3 separate regions of the Mus musculus genome follow, and regions 2 and 3 are each linked to region 1. The links are chromatin loops, found by intact Hi-C in ENCODE. Cell type or tissue: left cerebral cortex. All regions are shown on one strand. Region 1 has its middle 24 kb from the start of Mir6907. Region 2 overlaps Agpat3 (1-acylglycerol-3-phosphate O-acyltransferase 3). Region 3 overlaps Pfkl (phosphofructokinase, liver, B-type).

Evidence for each region. A loop is a pair of places that touch in the nucleus more often than their neighbours do. Peaks named below come from ENCODE experiments on the same cell type or tissue, not always from the same donor. Only the 100,000 strongest peaks of a DNase experiment are listed, where the experiment ranks them.
Region 2: a loop joins it to region 1, with 2.6 times the contacts of the local background. A loop is called at or near these places in 15 of 42 quality-filtered maps.
Region 3: a loop joins it to region 1, with 5 times the contacts of the local background. A loop is called at or near these places in 3 of 42 quality-filtered maps.

The regions. Positions count from the first base shown.
Region 1 is chr10:78,380,249-78,388,248 of GRCm38, forward strand. No RefSeq gene overlaps it. Among named protein-coding and RNA genes, the nearest start is that of Mir6907, 24 kb to the right of the region's middle. In left cerebral cortex, no CTCF peak of the experiment used is centred here; DNase peaks (open chromatin) are centred at 3,553, 4,735, 5,482 and 6,593; H3K27ac peaks cover 1,025 bases.
Region 2 is chr10:78,294,775-78,302,774 of GRCm38, forward strand. All of the region lies in intron 2 of Agpat3 (1-acylglycerol-3-phosphate O-acyltransferase 3), which reads right to left. Among named protein-coding and RNA genes, the nearest start is that of Gm30122, 35 kb to the left of the region's middle. In left cerebral cortex, no CTCF peak of the experiment used is centred here; DNase peaks (open chromatin) are centred at 3,303 and 5,512; H3K27ac peaks cover 2,318 bases.
Region 3 is chr10:77,996,430-78,004,429 of GRCm38, forward strand. It overlaps Pfkl (phosphofructokinase, liver, B-type), which reads right to left. Exons shown (of 22, transcript NM_008826.5): 3 at 5,581-5,658; 4 at 4,882-5,071; 5 at 4,247-4,412; 6 at 3,706-3,750; 7 at 3,397-3,505; 8 at 1,095-1,190. Among named protein-coding and RNA genes, the nearest start is that of Pfkl, 9.4 kb to the right of the region's middle. In left cerebral cortex, a CTCF peak has its summit at 3,415; DNase peaks (open chromatin) are centred at 5,520 and 6,065; H3K27ac peaks cover 3,025 bases.

The DNA.
Region 1 (8,000 bases):
TGTCTGAAGACAGTGACAGTGTATTCACATACATAAAATAAATAAATAAATACATCTTTTTTAAAAACTAATGTTTTTTAGATACTTACCAATATAAATTTTAAAATTAAATAAGAGTCTCTATGATACTTGGATATAAAAACAATAATAAAGCCGGGCGTGGTGGCGCACGCATTTAATCCCAGCACTCGGGAGGCAGAGGCAGGCGGATTTCTGAGTTCGAGGCCAGCCCCTGGTCTACAAAGTGAGTTCCAGGACAGCCAGGGCTATACAGAGAAACCCTGTCTCGAAAAACCAAAAAAAAAAAAACAAAAACAAAAACAAAAACAAAAACAAAAAACAAAAACAAAAAAAACCTTGAAAAAAAACAATAATAAAGAAGGCTTAGGTGAGCATAGTGGCATGCCTTTGATCCCAGCACTCAGGAGGCAGAGTCTGGTGGATGTGTGAGCTTGAAGAGATCCTGGTCTACATAGTAAGACTCTGTGTCAAAATAACAGAACAAAACAAGAATAAAAGTCAAACAACTCTAGCTGCATATGTATCAAAAGATGGTCTAGTTGGCCATCACTGGAAAGAGAGGCCCATTGGACTTGCAAACTTTATATGTCCCAGTACAGGGGAACGCCAGGGCCAAAAAGGGGGAGTGGGTGGGTAGAGGAGTGGGGGGTGGGTATGGGGGACTTTTGGGATAGTATTGGGAAATGTAAATGAGGAAAATACCTAATTTAAAAAATACGTTAAAAAAAAAAGTCAAACAAACAATCAAAAAGCACCATTTATAGGATAAAGGACAGGGGCTGTCCACACCCTGCCGCAGACCCTCTGGGTCCCTGTGTCTGCGTGGAACGGGGTTTCTCGACGCGGGTGGGCAAAGCGTGGATGAATGACAGACAGACGCACACAGGAGAGTTTGTGTGGAATCTGAATGTAATTTTTCAAATCGAACATCAGACTTTTTATGCAGAAGACAATAAAGAAGTTGGGTGACATATCCGCAAGGTACAAATGAGGTAACCGGATGCTTAATGACTCTTACACAGAACAGAGGAATGAAAACGCAAAGACTGGCAGGAACTGGGCAATAAAATAACTGAGACAGAGTCAGCCCTATCTAAGGTCAGCTATAGTCTTAGACGCCAGGTGTGAGAACTTTTCACTCCTAGGGCAAGGGCTTTCACACCCAAGTCATGGTGCTAACTAGGGAGTTCCGTTCTAGTTAACCATCTCATGGATAATGCAATACTCTAAAACCACAGCCCAATCTGCTTCCTAAACCATTGTAAATTCTTGTAAATAGGTGTAACTCAGCTATAATTCTAAGCATCTATTCTGGTTTCCCCTACGGTCAGAAACTTCTTTCTTCCTTGGTGATGGTAGATTCCTGTGAAGGGCAGTGACCTAACTTTTACTCAAAGAGATAGTGTAATACCAGGGGCAGTACTGAATTCCAAGCCCAAGGTCTTGCTAAGGACGAACTAGGACTGTTGGAACACTGGCAGACGGCTTTAGCTATGTCAGAATTCAATCTTAAAAGGCACTTATGATAGGAAAATATTGAAAGAGAGCACGTGGATCCATACACTAGACTAACGCGGGAATGGAACTCGGGAATGAAAAATTACTGTATGGGTAGAGAACGCTAGACTCCAGGAGGAAAGCTTCCTTGAAACTCTTTTGCCTCATGAGTGACTTTTAAGCCTCTCGGCTTGACTCGACGAGAGAGCGTAGCAACACCCCAAGGCCTTTCCTTCCCAAGGTTGCTGTGTGTCCCCAGCCACTCAGAAGAATACATCTAGGTTTGTTGGGTATGACCCCCCCAACTCATCCCCTATGTCTTGAAGAACATGTGTGTACCAGAGTTGGGGATGCAGAGGAAGAGAAGGACATTCAGCTGTCACCTGACCACCACCACTGTGGGTGCCAACAGTGATCTATCCACCAGGGACCCTACCCAGAATCCCCCAGAACAGCCTGGCTCCTCTGGCCACCCATGGTGGAAGCCCACAACAAGGTTGATCAGCAACAATTGACTATGACAGTGGCTGCAGCAGAGGAGAGCCCAGTGAAGGGAGAGGGGCCAGGCTTTTGGGAAGGGGCCGGCTGCTTTATGAGCCCCCAGACTGCTGGCAACTGCATTTCTAGTGTGTCTATCTGGAACCAGCCGATCTTTGCCTTCTATGCCGTCTTTTTGTTCCACTCAAACTGGTTCTCATTTTTTCTCTCTGCTTCCCATTTCCTTCCCATTTCCTTCCTTCCTTCCTTCCTTCCTTCCTTCCTTCCTTCCTTCCTTCCTTCCTTCCTCCCTCCCTCCCTCCCTCCCTCCCTCCCTCCCTCCCTTCCTTCCTTCCTTCCTTCCTTCCTTCCTTCCAAATCCATTTCTATTATTCTATTGTGTCCACTACAGAACAGGAAGGTATAATGTATAGTCCAGGTTACTCAACAGCTCCACGCACCCCACCCCACCCCTCCTTGCTGAAGAGTCCAGTCCCAGATAGTTACCCAGCTATGCCTACCAGCACACTTATCTTAGGTTGTATTAAAGCTCTGAGTCCGGCACCAAGAAGTCTCCCAAGGAGCTTGTCAGCTTGTTCTCCAGCAGCCAAGGTGTTTTTCCAAACTTTGCAGTTCTTTTTTGGAGGGTTGGTTTTATTGTGTTTGAGACATTGTTTCACTGTTGTTCTGGCTGCCCCAGAACTCAGAGAAATCTGCCTATTCCTGACTCCTAAGCACTGGGATTAAAGACATGCGACACCATGCCCAACCTCAATGTCTGCGTTTCCTTTTTTTTTTTTTTTAAGATTTACTTATTTTATTTGTATGAGTACACCGCTGCCGTCTTCAGACACACAAGAAGAGGGCATCAGATCCCATTACAGATGATCATGAGCTATCATCATGATCATGAGCTGGAAACTGAACTCAGAACCTCTGGAAGAGCAGTCAGTTCTTTTAGCCACTGAGCCATCTCTCCATCCCCAGTGTCTACATTTCTTAAAGACCTCTGTGCCCTTTGACCTCAAGACTAGCACTTCAGGTTCTCTCTATGAAGGATCAGGTCCAGATCAATATCTCTGGCTCTGGCTCTGGAACTCAGGACCTCACATAGTCTAGGCAATTACTACACCACCAAGCAACACTGAGCTCAAAGACCCAATTACTACACCTTATTCATGAGGAAGGGATGGCTGATTGACCCTGTACCTGAATGTCCACATAATTACCAGCTCCTGTTGGACATTTTATTTCTTTTTTCTTCAGTATGTTATTTTCTTTTTGAGACAGGGTCTAGTGACGCCTATATTAGCATCTGACTTGATTATATGGCCACGTGATTCATGCTCCTGCCTCACCTCCCAAGTGCATTATAGGGGTGTGGCATCTTGCTTCCATTCTATGAAGTGCTGGGACTCAAACCCAGGGCTCCATGCATGCTAGACAAGCGCTCTACCAACTGAGCCACACCCCCAGCCTCTCAGCACACATGGCTGCATTGGGTAAAGCAGCTGTTGCAGGACTCTCTCTGGAATAGGCACCAACACAAGTGGAGGAGTGATCTCTCCATTGGACAGAAGCCAGGACAGCTCCCATTCCAGGTCTAGTTTGCTAGGTCTCATTTTATACTCTAAAAGCACAAGAGGAGCAGGCAAGAGAGCAAGATTTCACAGCCTACGTGGCAGTCAGCTTTCTGTTTCTAAAAGTACATGTTATAGATGGTTGATAGGTGCAAGCATTTGCGGCCAGGTTGTCAAGGACAACGGCCCCTTGTTTCATCTATTTCTTCATGTCACCTGGTTCCATGTATCACTCAAAATCACACCTGGAAATGAGCTATAGCTGCAGTGCTTTAAGTAAACCACTACATAAGTCAATAAATCACTATCTAGAAATTGGTCTTTTTTTTTTTTTTTTTTTTACTATATTCTGCTTCACAAGGAGGTGAGGAGAGAGAGTGGTATGCTGGGGTCACTGGCCTTGGTGGCTTGTTCGTTCGTGGACAGGAGAAGGAGCTGAGGTAAAGTTGAGATAATCTAAAGGGGGTTCTGGGAGCAAGGTATGCCAAGGACCAGGTGGAGGGATCATGCCGCATGACAAACTGTCTTCCCGCCGAGATCAAAAGGTATCTTAGGATTTCTATTGCTATAAAAAGACACCAGGACCATGGTAATTCTTTTTCTTTTTTTCTTTTTGATTTTTTTTTTTTTATGTTTTTTCGAGACCAGGTTTCTCTGTATAGCTCTGGCTGTCCTGGAACTCACTTTGTAGACCAGGCTGTCCTGGAACTCAGAAATCCAGGGATGTCCTGAAAAAAGGAAAGAAAAGAAGAAAAGAAAAGAAAAGAAAAGAAAAGAAAAGAAAAGAAAAGAAAAAGCATTTTAGTTATGTTCCCAGCAGGGATATAAATGCCAGCCACACATGATCTACTCCTTTCCTCTCCAGAAAGCTTAGAGGAGAAGAAAAGACCAGAGGGACTAATAGATAGTTCTCATAAAACGAATGTGTGCACCCTGGACAAGCTTGCTGTCAACCGTGCCACACCAGAGTGAGAGGATTGCCAGGAGGATGCAGCACTTGCCCTTACAGGGTGCAGTGAGCCGCTTCTCTACTACTGCCTTCTAATTCCCTGAAAGCAACTCTGGCCAGGGTCTGTCAATCTCAAACATGAAGCAAGGTTTTCTGAAAAAGGATCAGTCAGGGGCTGGAGAGACAGCTCGGTGGTTAAGAGTACTGCCTGCTCTTCCAGAGGACCTGGATTCAATTCCCAACGCCCACAAGGTAGCTCACAACCATCTGTAATTCCAGTTCCATGGATTCCAACACCATTTTCTGGCCTCTGCAGACACCAAGCACGCACATGGTAACAGACACACATACAGTAAAACCATCTATATTTGGATCAATAAAATAAAGATGAAAATTTGAGGGGGACCGGAGAGATGGCTCAGTGGTTTAGAGCACTGACTGTTTTTCCAGAGGTCCTGAGTTCAATTCCCAGCAACCATATGGTGGTTCATGACCATTTGTAATGGGATCTGATGTCCTCTTCTGGGGTGTCGGAAGACAGCTACAGTGTACTCATATAAATAAAATAAATAAGTAAATCTTTGAAAAAGAAAAAGGTAAGGAAAGAAGGAAGGAAAGAAGGAAGGAAGAAAGGAAGGAAGGAAGGAAGGAAGGAAGGAAGGAAGGAAGGAAGGAAGAAAAGGTATCCGTCATGGCTATGAGGCCTTTGTGTTGCAACAGTAGCCCTAGATCAGGACCTTTAGATATCATGAGTTGATTATTCAAACACCACAGGCACTGGGGATAAGAAAGGCCTGAGAGGCAAGGAGAAAGTCCCCTTGTGAGCCTCCAAAAGGCCATGGGAAACAGTGTCAGACAGGCCCTGCTGTGGGAGGTAACACTTGACCAAGACACAGGAAGGAACAGCACCGAGTCCCTGAGAGGGAACTGTGACGGGCTGCTCATGAGGTGGGCGTTCTTCTACAGCAGTTGAGGAGGGAGGTGTTTGATCTTTTCTGGGACTCCTGTGTGGGTTTCTGTCTGAGGACAAAGGCGGGCCTCTCATTATCTTGCTTAGTAGTAAATTTTACACTGTGTAAGTTGTCTTCCTAAAGAATGGCCATTTGTATAATGGACCATGGGTCACTAACGGGTCAGACTCCAGGTGTCCATGTATGTGTCCCTGAGGGTCATATCCTGAGTGTCCTGACTCTTTAAGTCTGGGATTTTGTCTTTGGCTTTGGGTCTTTTGTCCTCTGTCTTAGTTAAGGTTTTACTGCTGTGAACAGACACCATGACTAAGGCAACTCTTATAAGGACAACATTTTATTGGGGCTGGCTTACAGGTTCAGAGGTTCAGTCCATTATCATCAAGGCCGAAACAGGGCAGCATCTGGGTAGGCATGGTGCAGGCAGAGATGAGAGTTCTACATCTTCATCTGAAGGCTGCTAGCAGAATACTGACTTCCAGGCAGCTAGGATGAGGATCTTAAAGCCCACACCCACAGTGACACAAGCTACAGTGCACAAGCCTCAGTCATATATATATAATCTATTTGAGACCAATTTCTCTTTAGGCATTAGCTATAGTCAGATGTGCTATTTTATAAAAGAGCTTTCTTTCTTTTATCTCCTTTATAATAATATTATTACTATTACATATTATAATATATAATTATAAAAATATATGCCCTATAGTGATATTATATAATACATAGTACATTATATATTATTATTTCCTATGTAGTAGCTGCCCTGCGGGATGGGCCACGCCAGGCCAGTGGCAGGGCAGAGGAAGAGCTCAGGAGACAGGCAGAAGTGGCAGGGCAAAGGGGGGTACAGGAGACACAGGAAAGAAGAGGGTGGCATCTTGGGTATGGTCTCTGCCATCTAGGGGCTTTTTTTGTCTGGGTAGAACATTCATACAACCCTCTGGGTGGAGCTTCCTGTAGCTCTATAGAAGTTCAACCTTGAGGCTGGAGCAATGGCTCAGTGGTTAAGAGCTTTGGCTGCTATTCCAGAGGTCCTGAGTTCAATTCCCAGCAACCACATGGTGGCTCACAATTGACTGTAACTCCAGTTCCAGGGCTTCTGACTCCTTCACACAGGCAGGCAAATATATATATCACAGCAACCTACATGCTTTGTTCCAGTTGCTTCACTGAGCTGAAAACTAAGGTAGAGAGAGGAATTCACATATTCTGATGTTAACTGGGGCTCACCAGTTATAAATCTAGAGAGACAGAGAGACAGAGACAGAGAGAGGGAAGAGAAGGAGGAGCAGGAGGGGGGGAGGAGGAGGAGGAGGAGAAGGAGGAGGAGGAGGAAGAGGGGGGGGGGAGAAGGAGGAGGAGGGGGAGGAGGAGCAAGACCACCACCACATCTGGGGCTGTTACTTAGGATCCATTTACTTTGGATTTTCACTTTGCTTTTTTGAGACATCCAGCTGTCTCCCTGCCTGGCCCAGAACTCACTACATAGGCCAAATTGGCCTTGAACTCAAGAGATCCACCCATCAACCTTTGAGTGCTGAATGAAAGGTGTGTGCCACCACGCCTGGATCTACGTGTGTGTGTGTGTGTGTGTGTGTGTGTGTGTGTGTGTGTGTGTGTGTGTTATCTATTTATTTAGATACCCTACTAGGACCTGGAAGTTCTCTCTTAATCTGCCTGGGCTTCCTGGCTATGAAGCCCCAGGGATCTGCCTGTTTCTACTTCCCCTCTGCTGGGATTACAAGTTCTGTTCTTTTGTTTATTTGTTTAGGCAAGGGCCCACTATGTAGTTCTGGCTGGTCTAGAACTTGCTATGTATGCCAGGTTGGTCTCAGACTCACAGAGACCTTACCTGTCTCTGCCACCTGAGCACTGGGACTAAAGGAGTGGACCACCACATCTGGCCTCCAAAAAAAAAGTTTTAAATTTAAATCTTATTTATTTAACTAACACATGTGCTGAGAGGGTGTGGGTGTGGGGTGAACTGGGGGTGGTGGTGGTGGTGGTGGTGGTGCACACGCATGCCACAGTGCACATACAGAGGTCAGAGGACAACTTGCAGGAGTAGGTTCTGTAAGTTCAAGGAATCCCCAAATCCTGGTTTTGTGGCAAGTGTGCTCACCTGTTAAATCAATGACATTTAGAGATTAAGAGATTTTTTTTTTTAACCTGTGACATCTTCGTGATTCAGGTGTATCTTTTGCTTGGCATACTGGGCTGAAGGAGGGTTAGCAAGAAACTCTAAAAGACAGCTCTGAATGGTGGCCATTATCACTGCTAATAAAATTAAATACAGTTCCTGTGTCCATGTGTCCCCCCTAGCCCAAGGAACTGTGGGATATCTATGTGCAGCTCTGAGATTCTGCGAGACACCTTCAGACAGGCAGTGCGTGGAGCACAGGGCTGAGCCTCAGTTCTCCTGTACAGGCTCGCTGTGGGTCATCTGAGGATTTAGGAATTGAATGTGGACAGAGCTCCCTGGCACAAGGCCCCTGGGAGCAAGCA
Region 2 (8,000 bases), 85 kb before region 1:
TCTAGCTAGTGGGAGAAGGTGGGGGAGAGAGGGAGGGAGGGAGGGAGGAAGAGGGAGAGAGGGAGGGAGAAAGGAAGAGGGAGAGAAAAAGAGGGAAAAGGAAGGGGAGGGGAGGTGGGGGAGAGAGAGAGAGAGACAGACAGAGACAGAGACACCAGGCAAGTTTTTTGCTGTCCCAGGGAAGGGAAGCTCTTCTTCCCCTCTGATCTAGAAAGGCACATTCAAGACACAGTAGTCCATTTTGGTCCCCTTGGCTACTGCACAGGAACTATGAAGCCATTTATGTGAGTACCAGCAAGGCCTGGAGACCCTCCCCCTTCTAGGAGTCAAGGGACCAGAGGGAAGAGATGCCCCCACCTTGGGTGCTTTTAGTATGAGATGGATGGTTGCAGCTGAGTCCTAATGGCCCCTAGGCTGTTTCTAAAGAATGAGGAAGAACAGGGAGTCAGTGAGCCTTGGCAGGGAAGTAGACAGTAGGGGTAGCAGATGCAACTCCACTGATCAGGCCTCAGTGCCACCAAGCACAAGAGCAAATGAAAAACTCCAGGCCCCTCACTTACCCCAAGTCCCCAGCTCCTGAATCTTTACGGCCTCCAGGGTGTTTCTGTGACTGCCCCAGCCTGAGCAGTGGCGATGGTGGGGAGGGAAGCAGAGGGAGGCACAAAGCTCCCAGGCCTGATGACCCCACAATGGGCCTGTGACAGGACCCAGCTCACAGGCATGGCTGTGTCTCTTACCCCAGGACACCACCCTGGGCCAAGGCTCCCACACATGCATGTTTTGCACTTATACACACCCATGTGCGTGCACACACACACACACACACACACACACACACACATATTAATAGTATACAAATGAGCAGGACACATATATGCCTAATGCACAAAGGTATAGCCATATACATGCATATACATATGTATGCTCATGTCTAACACATTCATGAACAGCCACACAATGAGTATGCACATACGTACACACATGATGTATCGGCCATCTCACACACATGCCCACAATGACGATTGCTCCTAGAGCTCTTGCATCACAGTGGACATTCTTGGTCATGCACTCTTGTACACACACTGCCACTCACAGTTAAGAAGCTGGTGGAAGGCTGGAGAGATGGCTCAGCAGGTAAGAGCACTGATTGCTCTTCTGAAGGTCCTGAGTTCAAATCCCAGCAATCACATAGTAGATCACAACTATCTGTAAAAAGATCTGACTCCCTCTTCTGGTGCATCTGAAGATAGCTACAGTCTACTTATCTATAATAATAAATAAATCTTTGGGCCAGAGCGAGCAGGGACTGAGTGAGTGGAGTTGACCAGAGTGAGTGGGGTCAACTGGAGCAAATGGGGCTGACCGGAGCAAGCAGAGGTCCTAAATTCAATTCTCAACAACCACATGAAGGCTCACAACAGTGTTTTCATACACATAAAGTAAATACATCTTTTAAAAAAAAAACAGTTGGTGGAGTTGGATTCTAGCTTTTCCTGGGTGGGGGTAGGGGGGGATGGGCGGAGTTGAGGGGTCGGGGGAGCTCATTGCTCCTTCCCTCAGGACAAAGCCCAGGCACCTGTAATGTGCAGCCTGTCTTCATCCTCTCAGAAGCCTGAGGTCCTGTGACCACCAACCAGAAGAATCAGAAGAGACATACTGTCTGCCAAGGGGCTAGGTGGGGCCGAAGGTGGGTCTGGAGCAGCCCAGCTGGGTGGAGTGGGGCTCTTTTCTCCAAGGGGTTCCGGCCCTGCCCCAGGCTCCCTCGGTGCCACAGGGCCACTGAAGAGTCCTCCTGAGAGTGGCTATCTTGTGCAATCCCAGAGGTGCAGGCACTCTGAAGGCCTTTAACAGACCTTGATCAAGCACAAGGGCACTGAAACATTTGCACTAAACTGGCACCACATTTCATGCTTGTAAACTAGATTTTCAGGAAGGTGGGGATTCAAACTAAGTAGGTCTCAGAACGACCACCTCAGCCTCCACAGGGCACACGGCAGTGGGGTGCTACCACCTGGGACCTGCAGCTACCGAGAAGTCAGGCCTGCAGGGTAACCATGGAAGGGCTAGAAAGGGGCCCACTTTCTCCCATGCACTGGGGTCATCCTCTCAGCAGTCAAATACTTGATTTCCATGTCTGAAAAGAAACTCAGAAAATCTCAGTAGGTGTGTTTTAAAAAGGTTCTAAAATACTAATCCAGCCAGTGGTACATAAGAATAAGATATGAGGAGTAACAGAGGCCACCCTTAACAAGCAGCAAGGTCATGCTTCTCTGTGGCAACCACTGCAATTGCCACAGGCATATGCAGTAGCCTAAGGCCATCTAATACTCACAGACCCAGCTTGACCTTGGGCTGCTCTCTACTTCTAGTCGGTGCCCTTCACCCCTTCCTGGGACCTGTATTGCTGCAGTGACCACTCCCAGAGCCTGCCACCTTGACCACACCCCTCCTCGTGTATGCCACAGGGGTTGGAGCTACATGGGCTAAGTGGGATAAGGAACAGGCCTTCTGCCCTGCGACCCCCTGGGAGGGGTTGGCTCAGATCTCCATAGAAGTAGGTAGACCCTTCAGGAAGGAGGCCTATTCTGAAGAGGTCATCCGTGAGAAAAATATGTAAATTCATACCTAAATTCTCCTCTCCCCACGCCCTGAAACTGTTACCTTCTTATGTGTGTCCTTTTCCCTGCTGTCCCCGAACTTGACACCAAATTCAAGTTTTGGTCTATAACTTATCCTAGTCACTCCACCGCCCCCCCCCCCATCCCACTCCAAGATCAAGGTGGCCCATCAGGCCACCCGGCTTGGCTAGTTGTTGGGGAACCTATACAACCTTCTTGTAGTTGAGGGATGAGCCTGGCTTTCTATATCTGGAGATACAAGGCTCTTTCTGCTCAGTGACCAGGGAATCTAGGTCAGCAGGGTCAGTGCCCTTAAAGCCACTCTGAGCCTGTCCCTGCGTTTCCGTTCCGGCAGGAAGCAGGCCCTCCATCGGGCTTCCCTCTGCCCTCCCAGCCCCAGCAGGCTCCTGCCAGGGTGCCCCGGCTCCTTACCCACTCTTCTGCTTTCCTTCTCTCCCTGGGCTCTGGATTCCAGTTGGTTGGGGTCCTGGCTGGGGGAGTCTGTAGCCTCCTCCCACAGCAGGGCAACAGAACTCAGCTGGCAGGAGTGGGGATAGTGTAGTGAACACTCAGCTATGTCCCAGAGTACAAAAATAGCCATTCTGCCAAGTGGGTGAAACGTCAGGGCTGGCTGTGTGGCCAGCTCATGTTCACACTTGGCACATGAGAGCGGCAGGGCTTGTGGAGGGGGCAGGAAAGCAGCGTGCAGAAAAGCAAGCTCCCAGCTGCCAAGGTGCCCAGGCCAGATTACCCACACTCTCAGCAGTCTTACACCCACTGCTCCGCAGGGCCCGGCCTCAAGCAATGCTATACTCCCTTACCACAGGAAGCTGGTGGGTGGGGACGATGTCACACTCGGGGCTCACAGGAAGGCTGTGCTCTCAGGGCACACTATAAGTACGGCTCAGTCTTCTGACCTGGGAACTCTGCCTGAGTTCACCAAGTACAGGAAGCAGCTGCAGCCGGGTCATACCACCTCACACCAAGCCGCAGTATAGGGTCTTTCCCCATGGTCCCTTCCCTTAGCCCTCTGCAGCCTAACCTGCCTCTCTATACTGGGCAGAGAGACAACAGTCCCTTCCTCTGTGGATTAAGGGCCACAGGCCCAGTCTGGAATTACAGAGCAATAATGGAATGACCCAGTATCCGCTGATGGAGGTGGTGAATACACGCAGCAAGGCAAAACAACACAGAGAAGGAGAGGGGCCCCTAGGCTGTGTCTGATGAGGAGGAGCCAGAGATGAAAGCTAAGCAAGAACTACAGTCCAGAAGATGAAATGACCCTCCATGCTGGCCACTCAGAGACAAGGCTGGAGACTGGGGTGTGCCTGGGCTAACAACTGGTTCTTCCCGAGGAGGTGGAGGTACTTTCTCACCACTGTACCCCAAGTTTAGCTGGTGCTAGCCCTGCAGGTGTGTGTGTGTGTGGGGGGGGATATTTTCCAGTTGTCATACTGAATACGTAGAAACACCTAGAGCTGGGGCCTCCGGATGTCACACAACATGGCTGAGAGCTTCCAGGAAGGCAGGATGGCAGACCAGCTTCAAGAAAGTGTCTTAACACTCAGACTCACAGTCCACCACTCCCCCGGCATGCAGTAGACAGGTCCACACAGGGGCTCATAGCCTTCCCTGTGAGGAACCACCAAGGCCTGGTTCCTTAGCCCTGGGGCTAAGGGGCTGACTGACTCAGGTTTTCCTCAACTCTGGGTCCAGCATGCAACTCAGGCTCAACACTGTAGCCTGCAGCCAAGCCACCTGGCCCTCCAGGTCACAGTGGAACAATAACAACCCACAAGTCTCCTGGAGCTACCAGAACATTTACAAACCTAATTCTGAAAACACCTACCTCACATACCCCTGGAGTCTAAATAATTTCCCTTTTAAAGATTTGATTTTATGAAAAGGGATACACTCACTTTTGCCATCACCCGGAGAATGAAGTGGAGTGACAACAGAGACGGGGGTCACCACAGGCAGGAACTTGGCCCAAGAAAGGCACAATGAAGACCTCTGGGGACTGGGACCGAGTGTTGAAGGCACAGTCACAGTGTCCCATGACAGGTCAGCCACTGTAGCTATAATACACCATCTCCTGGGACATGCAGCTGCCAAACCATAGCTGCAGACTCCGCACTGGTTGTCTGAGAAAGACTTTTGTACACCAAGTGACTACATTATAAGGCACAGGTGTCCCCTCCCCTGGAAGACATTAATTATCCATTCTTAAGGTAACCCTGGCTTCAGAGCAATAGGGTTTGGGGCACTGTTTTGCTTTTCATATTTTTTTGGGCACGAAGTAGTTATTTCTACAATTATGAAATATGAAAAAGCTGAAAGACAGTTGGGTGTAGTGGTGTTCACTTTTAATTCCAGCACTTGGAAGGCAGAAGCAGGTGGGTCTCTGTGAGGTCAAGGGCAGCCTGGTCTATGTAGTGAGTTCCAGAACAGCCAGGGCTATGTAGAGAGACCCTGTCTCAAAGACAAAAGTAAATGAAGAAGAAAATAGAAAGACAATATTGAAGCCCACAGCTCAACGCACCATCGGTGGAGAAGAGGATGGGACTTTGTCACTGTGCACGTTTTGTTTTTTCTTTGTGGTGCTGGGGAAGGAATCCAGGACCTTGAATGGTTTCTGCAAAGATGCTGCCTCTGACTGATCTCTACCCCCAGCCTGGAGAACTTCCTAGTGGATCTCTGAGCTACACAGACTGCATATACCTGGCATGGTGAACCAGACCTCATGTGTCCAGGAATAGCAACTAACACCAACTTTTGTCGTCCCGGTGGTTTGTCTCTAGATACAACTGCTCTTTCTACTGAAGCCAGCACTTCCCCAGCAAGACTCTGTGTGTGGCATGTCACCCACCCCCACACACAGACAGAAATTTCTGTGAACCAGCATTCCCAAGAAAAAAAGAAGATGAGCCACACCAATGACTCACAAGGCAGCCCGATACATCAAAGCTGTTTCATTATTTCTTACATTTCTGTGACTGTAGAGAGACGGAATCTTACAGGTGCAGAACTAAATCATCCTGAGCTATCTTCAGCCCTCTTAAGAGATATTCATAGCCCACCTCTGTGTTTGATGTAATATTTTTATGATTGAGGCCAATCCTTTTGGAATGTACTGAGTCCCCTAATTCCCACCAATTGAGGGTTACGAATGCCATCTGACAGCATCTGAAGCCTACGTCAGAGGCTTCCCCATTTTGCTTAACAACCTACCAGATGTTTCCACCAAGGTATTTTGATACTACCTTAATGTATGACTTCTTTGTTCTGTTATAAAAATTTCATATAGCTGTTACTACACTGCGATATGGTGGGGTATTTGGGGGTACCCTGAATCTGTGTGCCTGGGCTTTGGTCACTGGTATTTGGCTCCAGAATAAACTCTTATTTCCTTGAGTTACAAGTTGTGTTGCTCATGGGCAGTTCTGGGCACCTAAATGTGGGGCCTGAGGATGCTTCACAGTCACTGGAGGAGTAAGATGGATCAGAGCAGGGTTCTAGCCCGAGTCCTGCTGGGCTGCCCAGGAGGCTTCCTTGTTCATGCTGATGAGCTTTCTGGAGTGGAGAGCTCCCTAGGCTGGCTGGCTGGGCCGCTGGCTTATTCTGATCTAGTTATTAGATTTAGTACAAAGTCAAGAGAAGAGAGGAAACGTTTCTCCACTAGCATTTCACATGTAAGGCTCCATCTGGCTGAGTAGCCTTACAGTAGTTCTCCCCTCCAGGCTTCATCTCAGTCTTATTCCTTTGGTTCAGGTCCTTCTCATGGCTGAAGATGTAGAGACGCCAGCTTGCTACTCTGTTTCTCTCAGGAGCTCACTCTATGCTGCAGGTGCAGGGATGATTATTTGCCTGTGTGGCTTTATTTAGAGCAAAACCCAACCATCCCTAAAGTTCTTCAAAGTAACTGGCAAAATCTGCAGTCGCTTCACTTTACTTTTATTTTCTTGTTTGTTTGGTTGGTTGGCTGGTTGGTTTTTCGAGACAGGGTTTCTCTGTGTAGCCCTGGCTGTCCTGGAACTCACTCTGTAGACCAGGCTGGCCTCGAACTCAGAAATCCACCTGCCTCTGCCTCCCGAGTGCTGGGATTAAAGGCATGCGCCACCACGCCCAGCCTGTTTGTTTGTTTTATAACAGTCTCACTCTGTAGCTCTGACAGTCCTGGAACTCACTATGTAGGCCAGGCTGACCTCAAACTCACAGAGATCTGCCTGCCTCTGCCTCCCAAATGCTGGGATTAAATGTGTGTGTTACCACACCCAGCTCATTTTACATTTTTATAATTGTGCTAAACTTATTATTCTTAGCATACCTCATATATGACATGTGTATTTAGAATGGCTTTTGTTGTTGTTTTTAGAGAGAGGGTTTCTCTGTGTAGCTCTGGCTGTCTTGGAACTTGCTTGGTAGACCAGGCTGGCCTTAAACTGATAGAGTCCATTAAATGGACAGAGATCCATTTGCCTCTGCCTCCTGAGTGCTAGGATTAAAGACTTGTGCCATCACTACCCAGCTTTAAGATGGTTTTTGACAGCGATTAGCCTTTATAAAACAGTATGTTCAAGGCCCTTCTCTTGGACAAACATAAGATACAACTTAAAAGAAGAAGAAGGAGGAGGAGGAGGAGAACAACCAACAACAACAAAAGAAAAAAAAAAAGTCATTTAAAACTTGCTGGCCTGTTACTTCCTCCACCTTATTCCCCACACCTTGGGTTTTTTGAGACAGGGTTTCTCTGTGTAGTCCTGGCTGTCCTGAATTGGCTCTGTAGACCAGGCTGGCCTCAAACTCAGAGATCCGCCTGCCTCTGCCTCCCAAATGCTGGGATTGAAGGCGTGCGCCACCACTGCCTGGCTTCCAGCGGCAACTTAAAGTTGACAGATGACACTAATGTGCTTCATCACACACAGAGCTTAGGCTTGGCTCCTCTTTCACAGTGGCTTTGGAAAGCTTTAACCCACTGTGCCTCTCAGCCCCTGGGCTTCCTTGAATGTTGGTCTTGGTAACATTTATAGAAAATCTGGCTTATAGAACAAGTATTTTTTATTTTTATTTATTTATTTACTGATACAGTCACTTAAAGCTCTGTGGTTAGATTTTATCCAAATATCTATATGTTCTCCCATTGGCCAAGGGTTTCTCTTGCTAGATAGCTACCCCTTGACAGTGGGGAAGTCTACAAGGACAAGGAGTTATTAGGACTGGGAGATGGCTCAATGGATACTTGCCATGCAAACCTAAACACCTGAGTTTGAGCCCTGAATCTCATATAAAAAACACATGTGCCATCGCAGGACTCACACTGTGAGATGGGTAGAAGAGACAAGAGAACCAACCAGAAACTCACAGCAGGGGGTAGCCTGGTAT
Region 3 (8,000 bases), 380 kb before region 1:
AGAGGGTCTGTAGGTCCCTTCAGTCCAGTTGTCTATGAGCCTAGATCCCATGGTCCACCCATGTTGCCTTAGATTTACAAACACAGAGGTTCCCCAAAACCAGCCTGAGAAATAAGCCACACTATCCAAGTGTGAGGTTCACGTGATATGTGCGGGTCATGTGATCGTGTGAGTGTACATGGAAGGTCCGTGTGTTTGTGCATAGAGAGATGTATCTGTGCATACAGGACCGGCTGTGTTTCATGGCCTGCAGCCCTGGCTATTCAAAGCTGAATGTAGTCTCTGGCACTTCTGCTCAGTGTCCGCTGGACCTCTGTGGTTCTGGAGGCCTAGTTACAGAGAGGACAGGAAATAAGGTAGAGACCTAGCAGAGAATCAGAAGATATGGAAGCACAATCACTGGCTGAGGGGGCGGGGGGGGGGGGGGGAGAAAAAGGTAGGGGCTGGGTTTCCCTGAGGGATGGCCACCACCACCGTTGCCACCACCACCACTGTCACCACCACCATTATCACCAGAGGCTAGAGAAAAAGCTCTTCACAGTCCTAACCACTACTTATGTTCCAGATCCTTTAGTTTTGTTTTGAGATAAAATTTAATGATGCAGCCAGGGCTGGCCTAGAATCTGTACGGATGCCAGGCTGGCACAGAACTCACATTCCTTCTGCCTCAGCCTCCCTAGTGTGAGATTACAGGTGTGCACACATCTGGCAGCTCCATGCTATTGAGTGCTGAGTCTGGAGTGGGGAGTGGGGATGGGGGGTGGGGGATGGGGGGATGGAAGGGGGAGGTAGGGGCACTCTATCACTTGGAGAGCTGACAGAGCTAGGACCTAATACTGGGGTGCTGAGGGACCCCGTCAGATACACAGACTGAATAAAGTCAGGACCCAACAGGTTGTCTGGGCTCACAATACGGGGGACAGTGCCTTGGACCAGACCTGGATCCTCAGCTTCTCTAGAGATCCCAGCCAGCCACGGCACAACAGGTAATGTCCCAGTGCCTACTTTTGCCCAGGGCAGGACCAGCACCAATCTTCAGGAGATGCTGCTGGAGTCAGGGGACCCACCCTGCCCCGGGAAGCTGCCATACTCACATCCTTCACGTAGCTGGATGAGATAGGCTTTCCATGCCGGTCAATGGCACCCTCTGCGATGATGATGATGTTCAGCCGAGAGCCTCGGCTCCGAGTCTATCAGAGAAGAGACACTGGGCTCACTCTCCAGCTATGGACCACTCGATACACATGGCCACCAAGCCAGACTCACTGGGGTCGGGCTGGAGAGATGGCTCAGCGGTTGGGAGCACTGACTGCTCTTCTAGAGGTCCTGAGTTCAAACTCCAGCGTTACATGATGGCTCACAACCATCCTTAATGAGATCTGACACCCTCTTCTGGAGAGTCTGAAGACAGCTACCGTGAACTTACATATAATAAATAAATCTTTAAGACTCACTGGGGGCTAGGAAACTGTATCTGCAACCCACTTGAGCAAAGTGAACTTTCTCCCCACCTCTGAGAGAGGAAAAGAGACCCGAAGTACATAGTAGAGCGGAGGCCAGCCAACTAGGATCCTACCGTCCCCATAGCGGGTAACAAGCAATAGGCTAGGGAGTGGGGGCAGGGGATGAGCAGGTACTGGATAGGGTGTCTGCAGGGGGCATGCCACATATAGTCATTCCTATAGTTAGCTCACCAAGGACCCTCAGGTCCCATCTCAAGTTATTTCTGCATCCTTTAATGAGGGACCCCAGCCAGACACCCCTGCCAATGGCAACCATCAGCCAGGGGTCCAGGACATACTCTACCCAAGAACTAGTAGGAGGCCAACAGGTAGCACAGGGGACCCATAAGGCTCAGCACCAGCTCTCTTAGTATGACAGTCCCACTTGCTAATCCAATCATCATGGAGCACTCTCACCTATGATACCTCCCTCAGAGATTTGACAGACAGACAGACAGACAGACAGACTTTCATGAGAATCGCTGTGCCCCACAAGCCTCCAAGGCAGCAATGACCCCCAAGGCTAACGTAGGGACAGGGTGGAAGCAGCTCTCGAGAATCTCATTACACAGCCAAGGCTGGCCTAGACTTTGCATGGCACCCAGGCTGGCATAGAACTCATCTTCCTCCTGCCTCAGGAAGCTGGAAGCAGCTTATGAATTGCCCCAGGGGTAGTAGAGGGAAAGAAAGGGCTTCCTGGAAGGGGAGTGGGATGCTGGCAAGGAGCCCAACTTCCAGGCCAAGGTTGCAGGTGGAGGGTAAAAGCCAGGGCTCCTCCCATCCCTCGATGGTGCTTGAGCAATGGGCAAGGCAGGAACTGCCTGCCTCTTCAGGAAAAAAAGCGAAAGCTCACAGAAGCCAATCGTCCTAAACAGACAGAACAGAACCAGGTACGCAGACCCAAGGTGCTCAGGACTCACTGAGACAGCTAGGACTAGTCCACCTCCATCCTGCCTGAAGCTTCACTCAAGAAGGTTCTAGAAAGAGGTCATGACCCCAGGAAGCTCTACTGCCTGGATAGGATGCACAGGTGTAAGGAGGTACCACCTTCCCTGGGGACAGGGACCTGTGGTGTGCCCTGGGGCTGGTCACATGATTCTACCTCTCCTTCAGAACATAGGTGCCCCAGAATATAGAAATAAAAAGGGCAGAGTCACTGGGCAGACAGGTTGAGTGGTCTCTGCAGAGTAGGGTTTACCTACTTTTGTCAGAATCACCTCAGTTTCATCCCAAGAGCTGTGTCCCGAGTAGCCTGCTACAGACCAAGGAACCAGCTAGTTCACCAGCTGTCTTAGAGGTACCTCTCCTACCATTTCCCTTCCTTCCAGGACTCCCTAGTTAGGGCCTGGTATACGCCACCGGCAGACACTTCTAGACAGTTATATGCTGGTTTAGAACCCCCACCCCCCCTCACAGGAGCACAGGCCCAGTAGACAAGTAGCTAGCCCCCCCCCCCCCAGACCCTTCACCTACTCTTTGGGTCATTACATGGTTATCTCTCACAGGGTTCTTGCTCTGGGCCCTAGCTTATGAAGCCACTTCTCAGAGACTAAGAGCTAAAGCCAGCACTCCAAGAAACAAATTTGCCATGTTCCCTGCATTGGCCACAGAGATGGACCCAGACAGTGACCTGAACGTCTCCACTGGTTCTGCCCACAGAGGGTAGGACCACAGGAATGTCTAAGTCACCAGCCCTATGAACCTCACCTAGGCATGTGTAGCAGTGAGCACCAAGACCCTCACACAGGCAAGAGCAGACAATAGCCAGCACTATGACCCTCCTAGTTCCCCAGAGGGAAGGGATAGATGCTGTGAACCAGTAAGAGAAGGACAGGTCTCAGGGACAATTGCCTCGGAGATTCTCGAGTGGCTGAAATCCCTAGTGGCCACTCACCTCGCCCAGCCTCTCACACATGAAGTTCTCCCAGCCATCCTCAGGGGGCGCTTCAGGAATGAATAGCCAATCAGCCCCGGAAGCCAGGGCAGACACCAGCGCCAGGTACCTGGAAGAGCAGAGGAGCCAGCCTGCTAGGGACTTCCTCCCTGTCTCTCTCCCTACTGCCTGCCAGGGCTCCCTCATATTCATAACATTAAATGATCAACTAGTACATGCCAGACACTATGTGCTCACCCCCACCCCCACTGTCCCCATCCGGCCCCAAGTGCCCCACCTCTCCCTGCCGACTAGGATCAACCTCCTCACCCGCAGTGCCGTCCCATCACCTCCAAAACAAAGGTCCTCTGGTGACTGTGGAGAAGAAAATGGGTGTAGATATCAAAGCCAGGTCTTGGGAGCCACACATTTTAACCTACTACACTAGACCAAGAAGACAGGGGTAGTGAAAAAAAGACAATGCCCATCTCCTCATGCCCAGGGCTGCCCTGAGCTAGGAAACACCCACCAGTCTACCAGACAGCTTGAGAGCCTGGTACTGAGCCAGACTTGGTGATCCCTGGCTGGAGGCCAAGAACCCCCTTCAGGTGTACCACCACCGTGGAACGTGGTAGCCTCTGACTGCTGGGGTTCACAGCTAGTGCTCCACTGACACGTAGAGGGATGGGAGCTGACCCCCAGAATCTCCTCTAACAGGAGGCATGGATGGGCCTAGAGGCCATCAGCTGAGGATACAGTTGCAGAGCCCGTTGGCCACCAGCACCCACGGCCCCTGCAGTGGCAGCCCCCTAGGAAGCCAGCTTCACTACCGTGACCCCAAGCCAGCCAATGTGTATGGATCCTCACTTACCTTTGGGCAGTGGTAGTGATGGCGTCAATGACCTCCATAATGCGGTGCAGGGCTGAGTCTGTGCCAATGGTCATGTCAGTGCCACAGAAGTCGTTATCGATGGAGCCCACCAGACCGGCGATGGTCAAGTGTGCGTAGTTCTGAGCTGTGGACTCTGAGATCTTGCCTGGGTCGGAGAAGCAAAGACCAGATGAGGACCACCACCTAGCCAGCCACTTCAACCTCCACACCTTTTTCTGCCTCGTCCACCATCTATAAGAAGGCGTACAGCCCAGCCAGGAGCCTCCGGAGGACCAATGGGGGGTACTGTGCTCCAGGTTCCCCAAAGGAGGCACCTTCCCCACAGCAACCTTGGGACTTCGAATCGAATGTCACCCAACCCATAGCTACACCTCTGCAAATAGATGTCTATGCCCCACATCAGACTCTCTCCAGAATCAGCTACAAGCATGACCACCACACAGCTGGAAGGAAACATGTTATGCTGGAACACAGGGTACCACCTGGGCTTCCTCAAGCCAGGAGCCTTGACCTCATGCTGACCTTATGACCTGCAGACTATACCACATCAGGAACAAACTTTAACTTCCAGCCACCACCAGAGCCAGATAAGAGCCAGCTCTGCACGGACCCACCTTCCTTCACCAGCTCCTCCAGCAAGCTGCCCCACTCGTTGCGGAAGATGTTGGCCCCCGTGAGGCTGCCGTCGCCACCGATGACACACAGGTTGGTGATGCCGTGTTGGAGCAGATTGTAGGCTGCAGCCAGGCGGCCTTCCCTCGTAGTGAAGGCCTTACAGCGGGCACTGCCAATAATGGTGCCACCCTGCATGGAAGAAACAAGAGCCTTCAGGTGGGGTGGCAAAATGTCCCTGGAGGCATCAGAGAGATGCCATTGCTGGATGAGGTGGACCCCACAGAATTAAACAGGGGAGAAGCCTCTAGAATCTTGTATAGCTCCTCCCACACCCTGGCCTTTTTCCTTGAGTCCAAAGCCTTGGGGGAGTTTCTACAATCTTAGAACTAGAAAGCACACCCCCCCTCCACACACATACAACACAGACCTCAACACATCCACACACATCCACCCATACACATCCCACATACACACCACCCACCAGGCAGAACCGAACCTTCCCTGTCTCCACCCACAGCCTCCCTGGTCTAGACTATTATGTCTTGGTGTGTGTGTGTGTCTATCTGTCATTTCTACATGTCTGGATGTCTGTGGGCCCACCAGCTCTCTGTGCCGGAATGCCTCTGTGCATGAGTGCACACCCACACGCGCTCACACACTCTCAGGGTGGGAAGGAGCCACCTGGCTTCGAGCCTCACCAGCTGGATGATATTGGAAACGCTGAGCCAGTTGGCTGGCTTGATGTTCTCGCCTCCTTCCACAAGGCCCTCGTAGCCCTGCAAGCGAAGGACGACATTTGAGAGAGCAACCCCATCGTGGCCAGAAGCACTGTGCTCACTGGCAGTGAGCAAGCTCAAGGGGCCCCAATGGCAAGCCCTGCCACTCGAAGGCCCAGCATCCTACTCTGGGACTCTGAGCATGCTCCACATGCCTAAAGGTCTGCTTACTATGGAGGAAAACGCACAGTATGTGCTGTGGCACAAGCAGACACTCAAAGACTGTCCCCAAGCTGAGCTCATGTCATTGTACCCAAGTCAGAGAGTCAAAGCCAGGACACAGAACCCCAAGGGAAGGCTGATATCCTTCAAAGGAGATCTGCTCAGTGTGAGCGGTGGAAATGACCTGATTGTGGTCTACAGGAATATAAGTGTATCTTGCTACACAACAGCAGAGCATGACACCCTCCCTACCCACACACATTTGTAATGCCTACTAAAGGCAGAAGTCAGGCTGTCACACTATACACATCTCATGGGAACGTGCTTTAGATGGAAAGGCTCATACCCAAGGGAGAACTCACAAGTCCCATGGACTCATAGGCAGCCACAGGTACCTGTGGTCAATTCTTCACACCAGAGCAAGTCCAGGGTGCTGCCCCTCACAGGACCACAGAGCACCTATCTTTCATCCTGGAGGTTTTGGATTGGATCATAATGGGGACCCAACTTGGCTCCTTTGCAAAACTCTGCTGTTGCTCATCAGACAGCAAGGTGCCAGCCAAGAACCTCGACCACACTGTAGTGTCTGCCTACAGGGAGGTTTTATACAAGATGGACATGGGATGCGGGTACTTCTCAAAGGCGATGACAAGATGGATGGCCTCTACCACGATGCTTTGAAGCCTCAGGGGGCACCAGGGAGAAAGGACCTTCATGCTTATCCTGGGCCGTCCAACTCAGCTCTTCCCCGTGCTCTTCCCCGTGCTCCTCCCTGTGCCAAGTGGCAGGGCCCCAGAGGGTGGGCAGTGAAGGGTCAGCTCAGGCCACAGCAGCCACCCAAGCAGCTCAGCCTTCAGCCCTGCAATCTAACCAGAAGGTTCTAAGGAGCCCCAGGTAGACAAGGCACCCCAGTCTGGGGACTAGCTAGCTTTCCTAGTCCAGGCCAGGCCAATTGTAGGTAGCTCCTCTGGCCACTCGAGAGCTCTAGCAATGATAGGGAAAAGACCATGCAAGTCGGAAGACTTCAGACACCAGTGCTAAAACACAAAATCTAAAATAAAAAATTTTAATTAATTAGTTAAATTAATTAATTAATTAAAATTAAATGGAAAATGAGTCCTCCCTTATCTCCTAGTAGGTGGTCTTTTAGTGACTGGGTACGTAAATGGGGGCTGTACTTTGAGCTCAGAGACCCACAGGAGAGGTGCCTGGGCTTTGAGTGTGTCAGCTTCCCTATGGCAAGGGAAGGGGAGCGATTGCTCCTCTTCCTCTGCTGCAGGGACTTCTATGCACCAAGATTTCCTTACTTCCAAATTGGGAGGGATTTCAGAGAGAGCTGTGAGAAGCAGGTGGGGTTATAAAGACATTTAAAAGAGGACAGAACACTCTGAGGCTTGGGAGAGCGACAGCGTGGACTTCTCCAGGGATTTTTTTTTTCTTTTAAACAGTGGGCATGTGGGGCCTTGTGGCTTTCCCAGTCCCACTGCTGAGAGTGAAATATACAGGTTTAAAGGTGAGATGGTGAGGTTTATGAGGGGTATTGTTTAGGATTAAGCGTGAATGGGGAGAGTTGGAAGCGCAAGGCTGGACAGATGAGAGCACAGCTAATCAGCTTTCCTTGATGTCTTTGAGACATTGATAGGTGACAGACGTGCTGTGAGTCACGTCAATGCAACAAACAAACAAACAAACAAGCTTTTGCTTTAAAGATTATTCTGGGGCTGGAGAGATGGCTCAGCGGTTAAGAGCACTGACTGCTCTTCTGAAGGTCCTGAGTTCAACTCCCAGAAACCACATGGTGGCTCACAACCATCCGTAATGAGATCTGATGCCCTCTTCTGGGGTATCTGAAGACAGCTACAGTGTACTTACATATAATAAATAAATCTTTTTTTGTTTTGTTTTGTTTTTCGAGACAGGGTTTCTCTGTATAGCTCAGGCTGTCCTGGAACTCACTTTGTAGACCAGGCTGGCCCCGAACTCAGAAATTCACCTGCCTCTGCCGCCCGAGTGCTGGGATTAAAGGTGTGCGCCACCACACCCGGCTTAATAAATAAATCTTTAAAAATAAATAAATAAATAAAGATTTTTTCTGGCTAGTCTCTTAACTCAAAGATATCCTCCTGCCTCTACAGCTGGAGTGCTGGGATTAGAGGCACTCACCACCCACACCAGGCTCT